Linked DNA regions of Mus musculus: region 2 is linked to region 1. A link is a loop called in an ENCODE intact Hi-C map of the cell type or tissue named here. Cell type or tissue: heart. All regions are shown on one strand.

Region 1 (8,000 bases):
ATGCTTTTTGGAGACAGGGTCTCATGTAGCCCAGGTTGCCCTGGAACATTCCCTGTGGTAGCCAAAGATTGTCTGTTCCTCTTGCCTTCAACAGCCCTAATGTTGGCATTATAGGCATGAGTGACCATGCACACTTTTTTGGGGTGTGGAACCCAGGGCTTGATGCATGTTAAACAAGCGCTCTACCATCTGAGCTACATCCCCAGTCCATAACTATGGGAACCTTAAATATGACCTCATCCTTGAAATCTGAAAGGCTCATACAGAGCAGACCTGGTCCCTGGCTGTGCTTACAAAGATGCCATGGGACCCCCACCCCCCATGCAAACATCCTTGGGGAGGCATTTAGACAAGCATTTAATATCATTTTCATTGTGTTCACCTTATATGAGAGATCTTGATCCCAGAACTAGGTGGGGCTGAAAGGCATAGGCACTGTCTTTTGAGCAAGCCATAAAAAATTAGCATTTTTACTGATGCTATATGCAGAACATAACACCTTAACCTTGCCAAGACTGTCCAAAGAATTTGGCTAACCACAGTCTTCCTAACACAAGACAATGATCAGTACAGATCCCGGAAATTATTCTTTCTGTTCAGCTTTAATTTTCCTTTCCATTTAATTGCCCTCCAGCATCTATCTATTCTACTGTGTCCAGTATGTTTTTTAGACATATCTATTTTAAGTGTTTTATTTTTATGAGTGTTTTGCCCTGCCTCTAAGTGCACTACATATATGCAGTGCCTACAGAGGCCAGAAGAGGGCACTGCATCTCCTGAGGCTGGAGTTAACAGTTGTGAGCTGCTATATGGGTGCTAGAAACAGGAGTAGGGTCCCCTGTAAGAGCAGCCTGTGCTCTTAGCTGTTGAGCCATCTTGCCAGCCCCCTTTACCCATTTTAAGTGTACAGTTCCGGGCATTGCCTACGCTTATGCTGCTGAAGAACCCTCGCCATAGTCCACCTTCAGAAATCTTCCTGTTCCAAAGCTCCATGCCCAGTAAGTAACTCACAGCACTTCCTGTTCCTTTCCCTCCGCTCCCGGCAAGCACCACCTGCTTTCTGTCTCTACAAACGTGAATCACACGGTGTTAGTCATTTTGTGATTAGCTTATTGCACTTGGCATAGAGTTTGCCAGGCTTATCTGCGTCACAGCAAAAAATCATTCTTTTAAAAGCTGAATAATATTCCACTGTGCAGACAGTCCTCACTCTGTCTCTCAGGGTCATTGGTGGGGTTTCCAGCTTTGGGTATTGTGAAATAATGTTGCTATGAATATTGGTGTGCAAATACTATCTTTGGACTCCTGCTTTCATTGAGTGTATGTGTGTATGGCCAGGAGCAGAATTGTTGGGCCCCATGATAATTCTATGTTTTATTGTTTTGGGTAATTATTATATTATTATGCTGTTCTCCCCAAGCCAACACTGTTTTACACTCTTGGTGGCAGTGTACACGTGGCCCAATCCCTTCCTAGTCTAACTGGCATACAAGACCAAACAGCCCAACAGGTGTGCAGTATTTTGCTGTGTGTTATCTTTATCTTTTACATACATAGCATCGTATTAGTAATTTATTGATTTTTACTTGGAACAGTGGCTTTATATAAAATGAAAACTACATTTACTTATTTGTGCATGGACTTTCATTTACGGGAGGCAGATGTGTGCCACAGCCTGCCCGTGGAGGTCAGAGGGCAACTTCTAGAAGTTGGTTCTCGGCTGGACATGGCACTCCATGTTGAACCCAGGTTTCTTTGGGTATGGCCTACAAAAACCTGCTAGACAAAACCTGCAGACAGACTGTCTCCTGCAGGAGGGCCTCTGCCGATGATCCCAGCCCTGCTTGCCCACCTGCTTTCACCAGGCGTCACCCTTCTGCGTGAGATGTAGGGAAAACCCTCTCCACGCTTTCTCGATTCACCACCTGTTGATTACCTATCTTCACTGTGGCCAGGTGTTCCTGTCCCTTTCTTTGCACGATCCCCCCTCCCCCCCAAGAACCCCATCATACACACTTTAGCATGTGGGTGTCTTAGGCTCTGACCTGACTGTGTTCTCTATTCCTAGGGAGACATGGCTGTCTCCACCCACGATCATGCCTCTCCTGAACTTTGCACCCACCAGGATGAAAAATTAACTGGACTAATGTTTCCCTCCCAAGGACAAGGGCAAAGGCTGCAGGGCAGGTCTGGCTGGGTCCTAGGCAATCAGGTGCCAGCTGAAGTTCTAACCAATCCTGAACCACACACCTACTCACTGACCAAGGTAGAGGGGTCTATTCCTCCCCCATGGGAAACTGGTTTTGTGCCCCCAAAACATTCTCAGACTCAGGAAAAAGATGGAGGTTAGAAATGACACCTGTTTGTTTTTGTATGCCAGCGGTTTTATTTATTTATTTAATTTTTTTTTTTTTAAGACACAAGGCTGGCCTTGAACTCAGGAATCCACCTGCCTCTGCCCCCCAAGTGCTGGGATTAAAGGCATGTGCCACCACTGCTCGGCTAAGATTAACTTCTTACTGGAAGATGATTACATAGGCCGCTTTCTGTCCTCTGCCCTCCTAAGCAAACCTTCATCCCTATCCCTTGGTGCTTCTCTGGCTGGGAGCTCCTAGTGGTTAAGGACCTTCCTCGTTCATTGTGAATTTCTCAACAAGTAGCATATTTGTGACAGGAAGCGCTGGAGAGAGAGAAGCAGGATTTGAACCAGCTCTCCTGGCTACCCTTCTTCATGAATCAACACTGGCCTCCACTTTTTGTCTTGCTTAGGACTTCTGCAAAGTCCCAGCAGCCTAGGAGGTGGCGAGGAAAGGGCCTGAGACCATTCCTGGAGATAATGGTGCACCTGTGAGAAAAGCTCTTGTTTTGCACATTGTGTCCTAGCTTTACAGTTCTAGGGCCAGTAGCAAGAACCAAAACCAAACAAAAACCTGGGTTTAAATCCTGGCTCTGACCCTTGGTGCTGTGCCTCTCAGGCTTTTAACGGCAGTGATTGGTATCTGTTTGAACACAGCAGTGAAGACTGCCCACCTTTAATGCCAAGTAAGGCACAGGCAGGCAGATCTCTGTTCGAGGCCAGCTTTGCTCTGGTCTATAGAGCGAGTTTTAGGACAGTCAGAGCTACACAGAGAAACCCTGTCTTGAAACAAAACAAAAAGGACCTCCTTCCTTATAGTCTCTAGCAGCAAGTGGAAGGGAGGCTGCAGCCACCATCTAACTGGTTTGCAGGAACCGGCTTGCTGAGGTCTACTGAGCCTCAGGGGTCTTCCTTTCAGGACTTACCAGGGAGGTGGAAGGAGGGAAACCACAACCCCTGACAAGCTGCCGCTGGCGGTTGGTGGTGGGGCAGCCTCGAGGACAGAGCAGGGGGCCCCTGAAGCTTCAGGGCTGACTCTGTGGGACGAGCCACACTTCATAGGGCTTCGTAAAGCGCACCGGATCTTGGTTTGCAAATAACTTGTTTCTCACCACGGGAGAGAAATAGGTGTGTGTGTGTTCGCGCGTGCGCAAAACCAAGCACACTCTAAGCATCTGGGCTAGCCTGATAGGGAGGCTGAAACAGGATAAAGGAGCAGAGGGTCTAATGTAACGCCCCAAATCCGTGGAGGGACCGTGGGCAACCAGCCCTGAATTCGTCTAGTCTGCAGTAAAGCCCCTAGGGCTACTCAAAGTCAGGTTCTCTTGGCTTCCCACCTAGGCTAACTTTGAATAAACTTCTCGAGTCCTCTCCGGCTTGCTCTTTGTGTGTGCGAGTTCATTGCTTTGTAAACAAAAGCTCTCTTACTTGTTTGGTGTCGAATTTCGGAACTTCAGTAACACCCTGAAATGTTAATTCTCTCCCCTCCTCCAAAGAAAAATCCTAAAGCACCCCCATTCATTCCTTCAGGAACGCAACAGATGTCTTTGAGGCCCGTTTTCTGCAAAAAGCTTGGTTCACTGGGCCCAAGGGACCCCTGGCTCCAGCTATTGTTCAAGTTGTCACTGAGGTCTCTTAACTCCTTTTAAGTCTCCCTCTCCCCTTTTCCAACTCCCTCCTCCGCAGTCTCAGGCAGTCGGCCGTTCTGATCTCACCCAGCAGGAAAACAAAAACAAAACAAAAAACCACCTAAAGCAGCTCTGGCCACTGAGCGAGATCAGCGTGCCCCAACTTCCTGGGCCCGGAGCTTTTCTGAACCCCTCACCGCGCCCGAGTCCTCTCCGGAGTGCAGCCAGCCCTTGACGGACAGTGCCTGTTCCCTGTGAGTCTAATCCTCTCTAGTTCCTGCAACGGTATCTGAGAGTCTGTGGGGCGGCGAGTCCCCAGGAGTCCGGTCCCTCGGCACTTGGCAGAGCTGGCGGCCGCCCTACCCGGTGGCCCACGTGGGCGCGCTTGGCGGCGCTGGGCGGGGAAGGCCGCGGGTCCTCCCCGGAGCAGGGCGCGGGGGAGGAGCGGGGAGCCCCGGCAGCGAGGGGGCGGCGACTGCGCTGGGAAGGAGGCTGCACGCGGAGCTGCGTGAAACGTAGACTTGGGAGCGGGCGGGAGAGGAGCGGGTAGCGCGGCTGCTCGGCCCTGGCTGGCCCTGCAAGGCGGCGATCGCAGAGGAGGAGGAGGAGGAGGAGCAGCGCTGCAGAGGCGGAGGGATCTGCGCACCAAAGCCATCCAGGCCAGCAAAGTTTGGCTGGGGGTTGGACTTTCCTTCCCGGAGGCGGCACCCAAACAGCTACCCCGTGCGGAAACCCAAACTTTCTACTGCCACTTGGAGTCTCGCGGCCGCCGCCTCCGCCCCGCGCGTCCGGGGCCTGCCCGTCAGTCCGTCGGTCCGCGTGGAGCAGCTCGGGCGCCGCCGTGCTCCCGATCCCCGCAGCTGCAGCGCCGCAGTCCTGGCCCGGACGCCCGGGCAAGTTCTCCAGAGTTAAAAGCGAAGTTCGGGCGAGGCGCGGGCCGAGCTGCCTCTGAGCGCCCCCGGCGTCCCCAGTGCGCCCAGCCCCGCCGGGGGCGCCGGTGACCCTTCGGTGCCAGCCATGTCGTCCATCCTGCCCTTCACCCCCCCGATCGTGAAGCGCCTGCTGGGTTGGAAGAAGGGCGAGCAGAACGGGCAGGAGGAGAAGTGGTGCGAGAAGGCGGTCAAGAGCTTGGTGAAGAAGCTCAAGAAGACGGGGCAGTTGGACGAGCTGGAGAAGGCCATCACCACGCAGAACGTGAACACCAAGTGCATTACCATCCCCAGGTGGGGTCCCAGAGCGGCTGGGGGCGCACTGGCCCAGCCCCCTAGCGCGGCCCGGGTGGAGAGGGAGGGCGTGTGCGCGTGTGTGCGCGCGCCTGTAGGGGACGGGGAGTGGGTGGAGGGACCCCAAACAAAACCTTCGGATTTGCCTAGCCTCAGAGACCTGGCTTCCGTGCAGCATTTTGGCTTCTAGACCTCAAGGGTCGCCAGCTGCTTCCGGGCAGCAGGGGTGTTTCTGAGCTTGGCCCCCCAACTCTCGGGGCTTCGGGCTCCAAGTGGAGGCCCCGCTTTGTTCGGCTCTGCCGGCCGAGCCCCTCCTCCTCCGCCGCCTCCCGCCCCGCGCTCGTGGAGGTGGTGGCGTGTGTCCCTTTCTTTTCTTCAGCTCTGTTCCCCCACTTCTTTTCCTCGTCTACAGGAATGCAGTCGGTACAGCTGTGGGTGAGGAGCGGGAGCCCGTTGATTGACAGATTCCTTCTTCGCTCTTTCTTTGCTTTGGGATTAGCATTTTTACTGAGTATTTTTAGATTTGGTTGTGCCAGCCTCCCGCCCCCTGTGCACGCATGCACGCACGCACTTAGTTGGAGAGCAGAGCACCGACTTTGAAGCGGGAGAAACAAGTGGCAGAAAGTAGGGGCTTTCCCTCTTTCCACCCCACCCCTGCTGATTTGCGATCTTTTTAATCCAGAGTATGCGGGTGCCTAGAATGGAGCAGGCAGCTCCAGGCAGATAACAAAACACCCCAGGGCTGGCCTCCCATCGGCCCTGCATTCCTGTAGAGCCTATTTTCCCAAAGCGCTTTGCCATCTGTCCTGACCTCCTTTATCCTTCCCATCGGGCTAGAGGAGTCCGGCGGGAGCTCACAGATGGCTGATGGAAGGGGTCAGTGACTTCACTCCCAAGGCCTTCTAGAGCATACCCGCGTCTGGGCAATGCGGTGAGAGCACTTTAGTCTTCTGGTTTTGTTTCTTCTCAAACACCTTTAAAGACTGATTCCAGATGAGGGGCAGGTGGGGATGTTTGGGGGGGGGCGGGGGCGTTCTGCCTGCAGAGGGATGGAAAGAAGGCCTACGATAGTAGAGGTCATCACCTGTCTAGGCAGGGGTAGCTTCCATCCTTGGCCACCTGCTCAAGGCAGCTGTGTATGGGCTGCCAGCCCTGATAGTAAGACACAAAACAACATCTGTCCACAGGAACCCAGGGTCGGCCTTCCCTAGAAGCACACACCACATATGGTGGGAATGACACTTAAAGAAAACAGAAACAAAACACAACAAAAGCAAAAATCTAACAACCCCCAAACCTGAGTGGGTGGATTCCACCTGTAAAGGAGAGGGCAGGCAGGCAGTATGTGGTCTGGAAGAACGCTTGGCTGCTGAGCCTTTGCCAGCTGGCGTTAGGGGTGATGTGATAGTCAGAGGCACCTGGGTTTTTGGCTTCTTCTCCAGCTTTCCAATCTCCTCTATCCTTTTGCTGAAGCGGGCGGTTGAGTTTCACAGAGCTCTGTCAGGTCTGGAGAAGCAGCCTCCCCCCACCCCCCACCCCCATCTGCCCGAGTGCACCCAGCTCAAGTGCTTTCTGTTTTGAACCCTCCTCCAGTGCTATCAAGTATGAAATAGCTGTGCAAAGTATTTCACAATTTACAAGGCACTTTCATATGGTCGACGACAGAACTGGAACATAGAAAAGGCACGGAGGTCTAAAATGATCTTGCTTGCAAAGCAACAGAACTTAGAGAGGGAAAGCATTCATTCGACTAGATCTGGCATGCCCTTTCTCCCAGTCTGTTTTGAACTCCGAGTCCCCAAAGCATCCGTGTCCAGGGTGGGTGGTGGATCTCTTCTGTCTGCAACGCTCTTGGTTAATCTTTGGGCTGGGGTCAGCTTGGAGGAGAGGCTGTGCCTTCCTCACAGGCAGGTCAAAGCTAGTGTGCTTCTGAGATTTCAGGCTAACACTTTTGCTCCCAGCCGAGTAGGACTAGGTACCTTCAGCCTGTGCGTAGACCTCGGGCTTTGGAAGCAGGGTGTGTGTTTGCCGGTTCTTTGGCAGCACTGCGGACTGAACCCAGGGCTTCCTGCATGTTGGGCCAACGCTCTGCTACTGAGCTACCCTCCCAGTCCTGGGATTGTTTTCTTTCATCTTTTCTCAACTAGAGAGACCCGGTTGCTTGGGTGGATCCAGACAAAGGTGGATTTCCATCCCTGGATTTTGTGCCCACGCCTCTGGGTCACCCTGTCTCCCTTGGCAACAGCTGCTGCTGTTTTGGCCATGGGCAGAAAGCTAAAGGCCACGTCTTGGGGAGGCGACTAGTTGGCTATGTGCTCGTGCTAGCCCTGTGTCTGCTAAGCCCCTATGTGCTCGTGCTAGCCCTGTGTCTGCTAAGCCCCGGGCTTGTGTGTTGCTTGTCACATTGCTGCCTTTGAGAACTAGGGCTTTGGAAAGCAGACAAAGGAAAGTGTGTGACTTAGTCACCCGCTTCGAGTGGGGCGGGACACTGGGTGCCTCAGTACATTCTGTCAGATCTGGAGCCGGGCTGTGAGGACTCTCCGTCTGAGATGTGGAACCTTTTGGCTGTGGTAGCTATTGGCCACATGCTGGCTTCTTCTTTCCCCCGGGCTCTAGGCACATTCAGTGACCGGGAGAGCTGGAGTGCCCCAGGCTTGCTTGCCTTCACAGAGATGAGGTGTAGGAGTTTCATTTTAAGCCACAGAGTGGAGAGCAGGGCATCTCTGATCTGGCAGGGGTGGGGCAGAGCTCAGGCAAGTTCCATGCCAGCAGCCCACTCCCACCTGCTTGAGC
Region 2 (8,000 bases), 620 kb after region 1:
TCTCACTTAATCAATTTGCACAGATAATTTTCAGGATCAAATGAAGAGGGAATTGGCTTATCGGGAAGAAATGGTGCAACAGCTGCAAATTGTCAGAGGTAAGACGCGAGTCAGGTGAGCGCGCGCACGGCCGTAACTGCCTCTGTCTGGCAGGAGCCGCAATGTTGGCTCAGTCATTTGGATTTAAATTGAAGGTAATTTAACAATTATTTTTTTTATTTAATATCCTTTGTATAGTCTGATTAGCCTCAGAATGGCAAGCGAGCCCAGCAAACGGCTTGCAGGCATCATTACGTGGAGTGATTGAACTTCTTAGCGCTGCAATTTCCACGGTTTCTAAATTAAAAATCGAGGCGTAAAATTACCTGGGAAGTAATGCCTAAGTTTGCTTTAATTTTGGTTAGATCCGTCTGCCTTTAAGCGCCATCCCAGGCCATTTCCTCCCCCAGCTTCCCAGCCTGCAGTTTGAAGTGTAGGTGTCCCCTCCTTAGTTTCTGGGGTGGTTTCTGTAGGGGAGAGGTTGTGCCCAGGCTGTGACCTCAGCCATCTGCCTAGAGGGTGGTCTCACAGAACTTCCATGTCTTCCAGATACCTTGTGTAACGAACTGGACCAGGAGAGGAAGGCCCGCTATGCCATCCAGCAGAAATTAAAAGGTGTGAACCCAGAAACAAAGATAAGAGACAGACAGACAGACAGACAGACAGACAGACTGAGAGAGAGTCAAGGCTGGTTGTACTATTGGGTGGGTGGGTGAATGGATGGTGAATGGTGGGTGGGTGTGTAGGTGGGTGTAGTTATGGAGATGTTTGAAAGAAAGGCGGCCTGGGTCCACGTGGATCAGAAGGGAACTGGGGTGAAATTTTATAACTTTGATGTAGGACGAAAAAGCCCATTGAGCTCTGAGCATCCGAAAATTTGCTTTCTGGCCTAACCCTAGACTGGGACAATTAGACCTCTTTGTGCCTCGGTTTCCCCGTCTGTAAAATGGGGCTAATGGACCTAAGAAATAGTTCTGACTGGCCAGAGCCTCACTCTTGCCCCTCTACCTCCCTTCTGCTCCATTGAGAATTCCTGTGCCCAAGGGCTGGATGGGTCCAGCGAGGGGGAGGGGAGACTGGTGGAGCTGGGTGGGGGGCAGGGAGGCAGGCGAGGCGGCCAACGAGGTTGGTGTGACTCTCTCTCCAGAAGCTCACGACGCCCTGCACCACTTCTCCTGCAAGATGCTGACACCCCGGCACTGCACCGGCAACTGCTCCTTCAAGCCTCCGCTGCTGCCCTAGCGCCGGCTTGGCCGCGCCCACGCGCCCTCAAGCCATGCTGCTCCTTTCTGTAAATACCCGCTGCAGTGGCGGCCCAGAGCGAGGAACAAGCCATTAGGACCTGACCGTTGTAAATACAGCCGCCCGCCCGCCGGTCCCCAGCCGGGCTCCGTTGGGTTTCCCATTGTAAATACTGCCTCGCCCCTCCTTTGAACTCCAGGGCATCAGACCTCAAGGGGTAAACTGGACCCACCGGGGAAAGAAAGGGAAGAGGGGAGACCTCTTCTACGACCCCTCCCACTCGGGCCCGAGTAGGGCCTGGGACCCCGAATGTGAATATAACGTAGCATCTTCGCTGGCTATGGCCGTGCACTCCCCGTCCTGTCCACTTCTGAAACTCTTGTTCCTAACGACAACGTGGCTATGTGCAATGGAGACAAACTGGACTGTGAGTCTCTTGGTTCAGTATTAGGTTCACTTTATTTATACTGTAAGTTATTTTACTTCCCCTGGGACCCTTTCCAGTCCTCGTTTTACATTCATTCCTCTTTGGATTTGCTTTGTGATTTTGTTGTTGTTGATGTTGTTGTTGTTGTGTAATGTAACAGCACTTTAAAAGGGCGACAACTGACTCACGAGATGGCGACCATCTTGAGCCTATTTGGGGAGACCTGTATCCGTGACTTTTGTTTTTAATAAAAAGAAAAAAAAATCTGTTACTCCTTGGGGCTGCGGAGTTGAGAGTGCATCCAGTAGGTGGAGGAGGAAGAGGGTGGGAAGGTGGAAGACGCTGCCACTCAAAGATGGGGCTTCCGGATGCAAGTGAGGACCAGTGGTCAAGGTTAGAGCGGTGGTGCTCTCTCAGGAGACCTCATAGCGCTCCAGGACCACTCTACAGATCCACCTAAAACTCACTCAATCTCCTCCCCCGCATCAGGGCTGCATCTCCCCCCCCCCCCCGGCTTTACCCGGGGAGGGGGATTACTGCCTTGTCCCCTGGACAGTGGTCCCTTCCTTCCTGCGATTTGCTTGTACAGCCGGAAAGTTAATTTTTACCCCTTACATTTCCTATGTGTGAAGTCACCTGCAGGGATTTGGGGTGCACTCAGCAAGAGAAGCCTCTCCAAGCTGTTAGGAATCCAGAATTCGATCATAATTGCTCTGCTTGCTGAAGCGGGCATCATAGACCAGGAACACTGGCCTGGTAGAAGTGAGGAGTGAAGGGCTAGAAAGGAGCTTGGCGAAACTGATCTAGAAAAGATGCTGAGAGTTTGCCGTCCCGCCCAGACAGATGCCCTGTGGTGCATCCTCAAGAAGCCTGTCTCTACCCCGAAGGAGGAAGCTCTGTCCTCATTATAATAATCTCCCCCTCCTAGTCCCAGGGCATTTTTGGAGCTGGAGAAACCAAACCCCATGAGGAATGTGAGGTCTGCTGGCTGCAGATGCAAGGGCCAGGACTCTCCCCGGGCTGTGGCCCGGAAATGCAAATCCTCACCTAGAGGCCACCAGCCTCAGTTTCTGCAAGGAAACTGCAGGAAACCCATTCTTTCCTGAGTAGTGTGGAGGACGGAACTGAAAAAGCTCTTTCTCTTACGAATTTTTCAGCCCAGACTGGCTTTCATGTCCTCCTCTGGCTAGCAAAGGTCCTGCGATGTGCCCTTTATTTTTTCCAGGTCCTCACTTCCCAATCTCCATTAAATGTCGTTCGACTGTCTCTGCCCTGAGGCTCAGGGAAACACTCCAAGAAGAAAGCCCATCTGCAGGCCGCTGCCTGGACCATCGCCTCCAAGAACAGGCTCTCAGCCTAGCACCGCAGGCTCTCCCCAAGCACTCTCTAGGGGACCTTGGAAGCGAAGTCGAAGTCGGGTCCTGCAGTTCTCTGGAGTTTCAGGCGGGGAGTTTCACTGGAGGCCTTTTGTGATGCAGGCAAGCTGGGACACAGTCTGGGTGATGGCGAAGAGAAGCAGATGCTGAGCCCCTTGCACGGGTGAAACCCAAGACTACTCAGTCCCTGGGCTGTGGCTGAGACCCTTCAAGCCTCGGATACTGAGAGAACAAGACTGGTGTGGAAGTAAGGGTGGTGGGGTCAACCAGGCAAACTGTAGGGCTCCCTCTTGCTATTCTCTTTCTGGGATCCCCAAGGCCTTGGAATCATTTATGTAGGGGTGAGGTAAAAAGGGCATGGTTACTCTGCTCACTTCTGGGCTGCACCCACCGCGAAAGTGAGACCCACTTAGGAAGTGACTTGTGTTCCCAGGGCACCCCTGCAGGAGAGGACACTTGCAGATTGCATTCGAGTATTCTGTGGTCTCAATGCATCTAAATGCACAACCCTTTTCTGTAAAATGGGCAGGACAGTTGCCACCTAAGCCCGAAGGTCCGTGGCTACACACCAACTAAGGAGTCTGGAGAATATTGAATTCTCGCGTTTTCCCTCCAAACTCCCCCAAAGTGGAAAAAAGTATACAGGGACCTTGGGCTAGCCAGAAGGAGAGCCTCAGATGGTAGGGAGCCTCTCAGGGTTGGAGGTGTTGGTGGATTCGACCTAGAAAGTTCCATCGCGCAAAAAAATAAAACAAACTACAAAACACAGAAACCCTCCTGGGCTCTGCATCACTTAGAAATGGCTTGTTCCCCCCCAAAATGTTAATAACCAAACGATTGGTATGGATGTAATTATCAATAATTATACGAATTATTGCTGATTGCGGGGCTCGTAGCTACTTTAATTAGCTTACCAGATTCTAATTAAGTTAAATGAAACATTAATAGAGAAAATATGCTTTAAAAAAAAACCCAGGATTTTTAATGTCTATTTCTCGCCACAATGTTGCCACCTTGCGACGAACTTTAGGCATTACAGCCATCGCAAGCGGCTCAGACACCTTCGCTCTAGCAGAGAAAAGTGTGCTTGCGGGATTAAGGGGGATTGTGGACACCGGATTTCTCCGGGTGTTTGCTTTGGCAACTCTGTTTCCCTGCGTTCCCTACAAGACTCTGCCTCTGGAATACAGGTCCGGAGCTGGGGAGCTATGTAAACATGCCCGTCCACGTCCTTTCTCTAGAGGAACTCCATCCCTTTTGGGAGCTGCGTGGGACAGATTGTCGCTCTCCACCACTGCGACAAACCTTTCCTAAGAGACTAAGTAGAGAGATGTTTTATGCCCTTGAGACACCAGTAAATTGCTTCTCACCTCTGTCTCCTCTGCCAATGGGTTCCTCACGTCCCTGGCACAGCTAACTTCTGAGTTCTACAGGGCTTCAGGTTCCTGAGTCTAGGAGGACACTTACTTTCTTGTTATCTTTGGCTGTATGAGTCGGCCTCCCAGGGGACCACAAGTACCTCCACAACTAAGGTCATATCTTATTTTTCCTCCAACGGTACACGGTGCCCACGTGGAATATCCACGTGAAAGGATAGTTCATCTAGGTGCTGGAAACGTCTGAGGGAAGGGATCCCCAGGTGCTTCCGGACAACAGCCACTGAGATGCAATTACGCTCATTTACATAAGGTTAATTAAGCTCGAGAGCTCGCTGCTCTCAAAGAAGATCCTTCATCAATAGAATTAGTGTTGGGGCAGGGTGTCGAGTAATTTATCATCAACTTAGGAAAGAAAACCCTTCCTCCTGTCCCAACTGTGTCTCAAGAACACTACCTCCACATTTTGCAAGCCCATGGTTCACACATTCCCAACTACCCTGCCACACCGTACAACCGTAAGCCTTTGCAGATATGCAACTCTCACCTAGAATCCGGATCGCCAGTAGAAGCAAAACTGCCCTTCACGACCCCTCCATGCTTTCCATCATTCTAAACAGCCTCACCTGGTCCTCCCCATCCAGAGGCCCCGGTGGTGTTCGGTGATGTGCTAAGAGTATAAACTCTGTAACCAAGTTCTCTGCCTCTCCTTGTGTGGTAGGGAACCCACAACAAGAGTTGGAACTCTGTTTCTGCTTAAAACATGACTTCATGCAGGGATGAGCTAATGCAGGTAAACCCTGGAAGACAGTCTGGGTGAAGAAGAGCTAGCACATCTGTGTGTGATAGGAAAGGACACACCCCCATAGGGCATTATCCAGTCTGTGGACCTCCCCTCCTCTAGCGCCCACGAAAGGGGACAGAGCAGTGCTCTCTCCAGCCTGGCCTTCTGAGCTTTCTGAAGACACTTGAAAGCAGCCATAAAAACCCACGTTGGAAAGACATCATAAGGTGCCAACGTTGGATGGCTACAGGTGGCCAAAGGGGCAAGAGATTGGCCCAAGTATTTGAGCAAGTTAGAGTAGAGCCAGAAAAGACAATCAGGGCTTTAGATTTTTTTTTTTTTCCTAGCCCTAAGGATTGCATACCCCAACAGAATGCCAGGTCCTGTCCTTAAGATTCAGGGGGTTTCTACTGAGTTCCTATACCACTCCATTCCAACATAAGCGATCCTGCCAGTCCTTCCTGTCGGAGGATGAAGCACCACACTAGTATCCGTAGTGACTTTGATTGACAGCACTCTGGGAGATAATTTAAAACTGTTTATCCAAATGGGACATCTGATTGAAACAGAACTGTTGATACGATTCTAGGCCAGTCTATGCTTTAAAGGAAGGCGGAAAGCCGAGGCGCAAGGAGTCCCACAGATCTTGATTCAGCCACTGTAATCAGGAAGGGGTCATGTCACCTCCACAGACTAAAACAGAAATATATACAGAGTGGTACGCTGCTCTACAGCCAGCGGCGGCATGTGGGGTTCACCTAGTCCACCCTGGTCTTCAGGGCTGATCACAGGTGTCACTGGGGCGAGCCCGGGAACCGCAGGCGTCCCAGGGGCTGCAGAGCCCACGCGCGGGCTCAGGAACCAGGGAAGCACATACCCCATTTTTCTTTGAGGAAGAAATTGGTATGTCAGAAAGCACTGAGTAAATCAGCACAGGAAATTTGAACTTAAGGAGGGTGGTCGTTTCTTCTTCATCTTGATGGTTAAGATTTAAGCATTATTTATGCACTAGTTATTTGGCAATAACTAGTAAATATTGTGCAACCAGGAAATTTTGCTTCCATAGCCAGTGTCTCTTCAAAGGTATCAGACCTAGTTTTAAAGGCTTGCTAGTCTCGCCCAGGTGACTCTACGGCTTTAGCAAAACCATTCCTTAGGGCTAAGGTGAAGAAATAGGTTATTGAGGAGGGGAGAGATGAGCTGGAGCCAGGTGTGGTAGTGCACGCCTGTAATCCCAGCAATGGGGACGTGGAGGCAGGAAGAGCTTAAGTTTGAGGTTATCCTAGACTGTATAGCAAACTCGGGGTCATGGTGGAACCTGTGAGACCTATCTCAAAAATTAAAATAAGTCACAAACTGCAACTGAAGCCCATGGATAAGGCGCATTGCAAAGTGATGGGTCTGCTTATGTCACGCCTCACATTCCTTCCTTGAGTACAATGGTTCGATTTAGTCAAGCAAAAGGTAAAACCGTTGGGGCTGTTTTGGACTTCATGAGGGAAAAAAAAATTAAGTAGGAAAAATATGGAACGCTTCACGAATTTGCGTGTCATCCTTGCGCAGGGGCCATGCTAATCTTCTCTGTATCGTTCCAATTTTAGTATATGTGCTGCCGAAGCGAGCACGAACAGCCCATTTTCTCAGGAAGTATATAAGGACAAAATTTTAAGTTCCTTTTAGATTATGGTGAGAAGTTTCTATATTGTTTTCAAAATCAATGACTCCCCAAAGTAGTACCTTCTAGGTTTTATGTTATATGTTCGAAATTTTTTTATTTAGACTCAGAGTAAGTTCATTTATATTCGAAAACTCTTTTTACATTGTATATGCAAATGAGGGGACGATGGGAAACAGACTTGTTCGGGACTGAGCTGTGCGCAGCCCTGAAGTCACAGTCCGCCACGTGATGCGCGCTGTGCACGCGCCCGACCGCACCGGGATCGCGCCCAGCCGCGCAGGGCCCCGCTGTATCCTAGGGACCAGGCGACGAGCATAGGGCGTAGGTTGCAAGCGGCTCATCTAGCCAGCCCGGCTTCTGAGGCTCTCCACCCACGAATCGGTCGCCGAAGCGGCCTGCTCTAGGTGTATGGGGTGTGAGGGCAATCTTGGCCTTAGTTTCCCCGACTTGTTGGAAACAGCGCCCTACCGTTGCTGGCAGTGGTTGCGGGGGAGTGGGGAGAGGCCACTCTCGCTGCTACTGCGTTTACTAAGGGCCAGGCACTTTAAAGTCCCCGCACCTCGCAGGTTAGGAAACTGAGGCTCTGGCAGGTTAAGCCAAGTGGGCCTGCGCGCCCTGAAAAGAAAGTGAGATTTGGGTGCAAACCTGGTTCAGAGGCCGGTCTCTTCTCCTGCGCAGTAGGACTCCGAAGAAAGAGTCTAACCTTTGCGGGTTAGACTTTACCCCCAAACTCAGACTACTTTGCCTCTTGTCCTTCTTTGCTCTGACAAACCCAGAGCGCCGACTGTCGCCCCCGACTCTTTAAGAGACAGTGAGCAGGGAGCTCCGGTGTCAGCGAGGGACACGCACAAGCACACACTTACACCGCGAAATGACTGTACAGGAGGGGGTCACTGAGCGATCTTTGAATAGTGACTTGATACACAGGCAGCCCTGAGAGGACAGGGACAGAGATTCCCAGGCAAAAGCCACGCAAGTCAGTTCCAGTCACCAGAGTCGGATACCACAAGGGAGGCCACGAGCGAGGCACCAGGGGCCTGGGCGCAGTGCTCGGCCTGCACGCGGTTAGACGGCAGGA

Evidence for each region. Peaks named below come from ENCODE experiments on the same cell type or tissue, not always from the same donor. Only the 100,000 strongest peaks of a DNase experiment are listed, where the experiment ranks them.
Region 2: it touches region 1 in a loop (2.4-fold over the local background); 6 of 42 quality-filtered maps call a loop at or near these places.

What each region holds. Positions count from the first base shown.
Region 1 is chr9:63,754,679-63,762,678 of GRCm38, reverse strand. Smad3 (SMAD family member 3) reads left to right here and starts at 4,685. Exons shown (of 9, transcript NM_016769.4): 1 at 4,685-5,207. The coding sequence starts at 5,002. In heart, a CTCF peak has its summit at 753 (motif pointing right); DNase peaks (open chromatin) are centred at 4,488, 5,918, 6,598, 7,598 and 2 weaker places; H3K4me3 peaks cover 5,136 bases; H3K27ac peaks cover 5,512 bases.
Region 2 is chr9:63,132,152-63,140,151 of GRCm38, reverse strand. Skor1 (SKI family transcriptional corepressor 1) reads left to right here. Exons shown (of 9, transcript NM_172446.3): 7 at 24-98; 8 at 589-654; 9 at 1,187-1,988. The coding sequence ends at 1,281. It overlaps Gm25064 (a small nuclear RNA gene), which reads right to left and starts at 6,869; the gene lies at 6,763-6,869. In heart, a CTCF peak has its summit at 4,107; DNase peaks (open chromatin) are centred at 6,001, 6,636, 7,191 and 7,861; H3K4me3 peaks cover 4,327 bases; H3K27ac peaks cover 1,095 bases; H3K27me3 peaks cover 6,159 bases.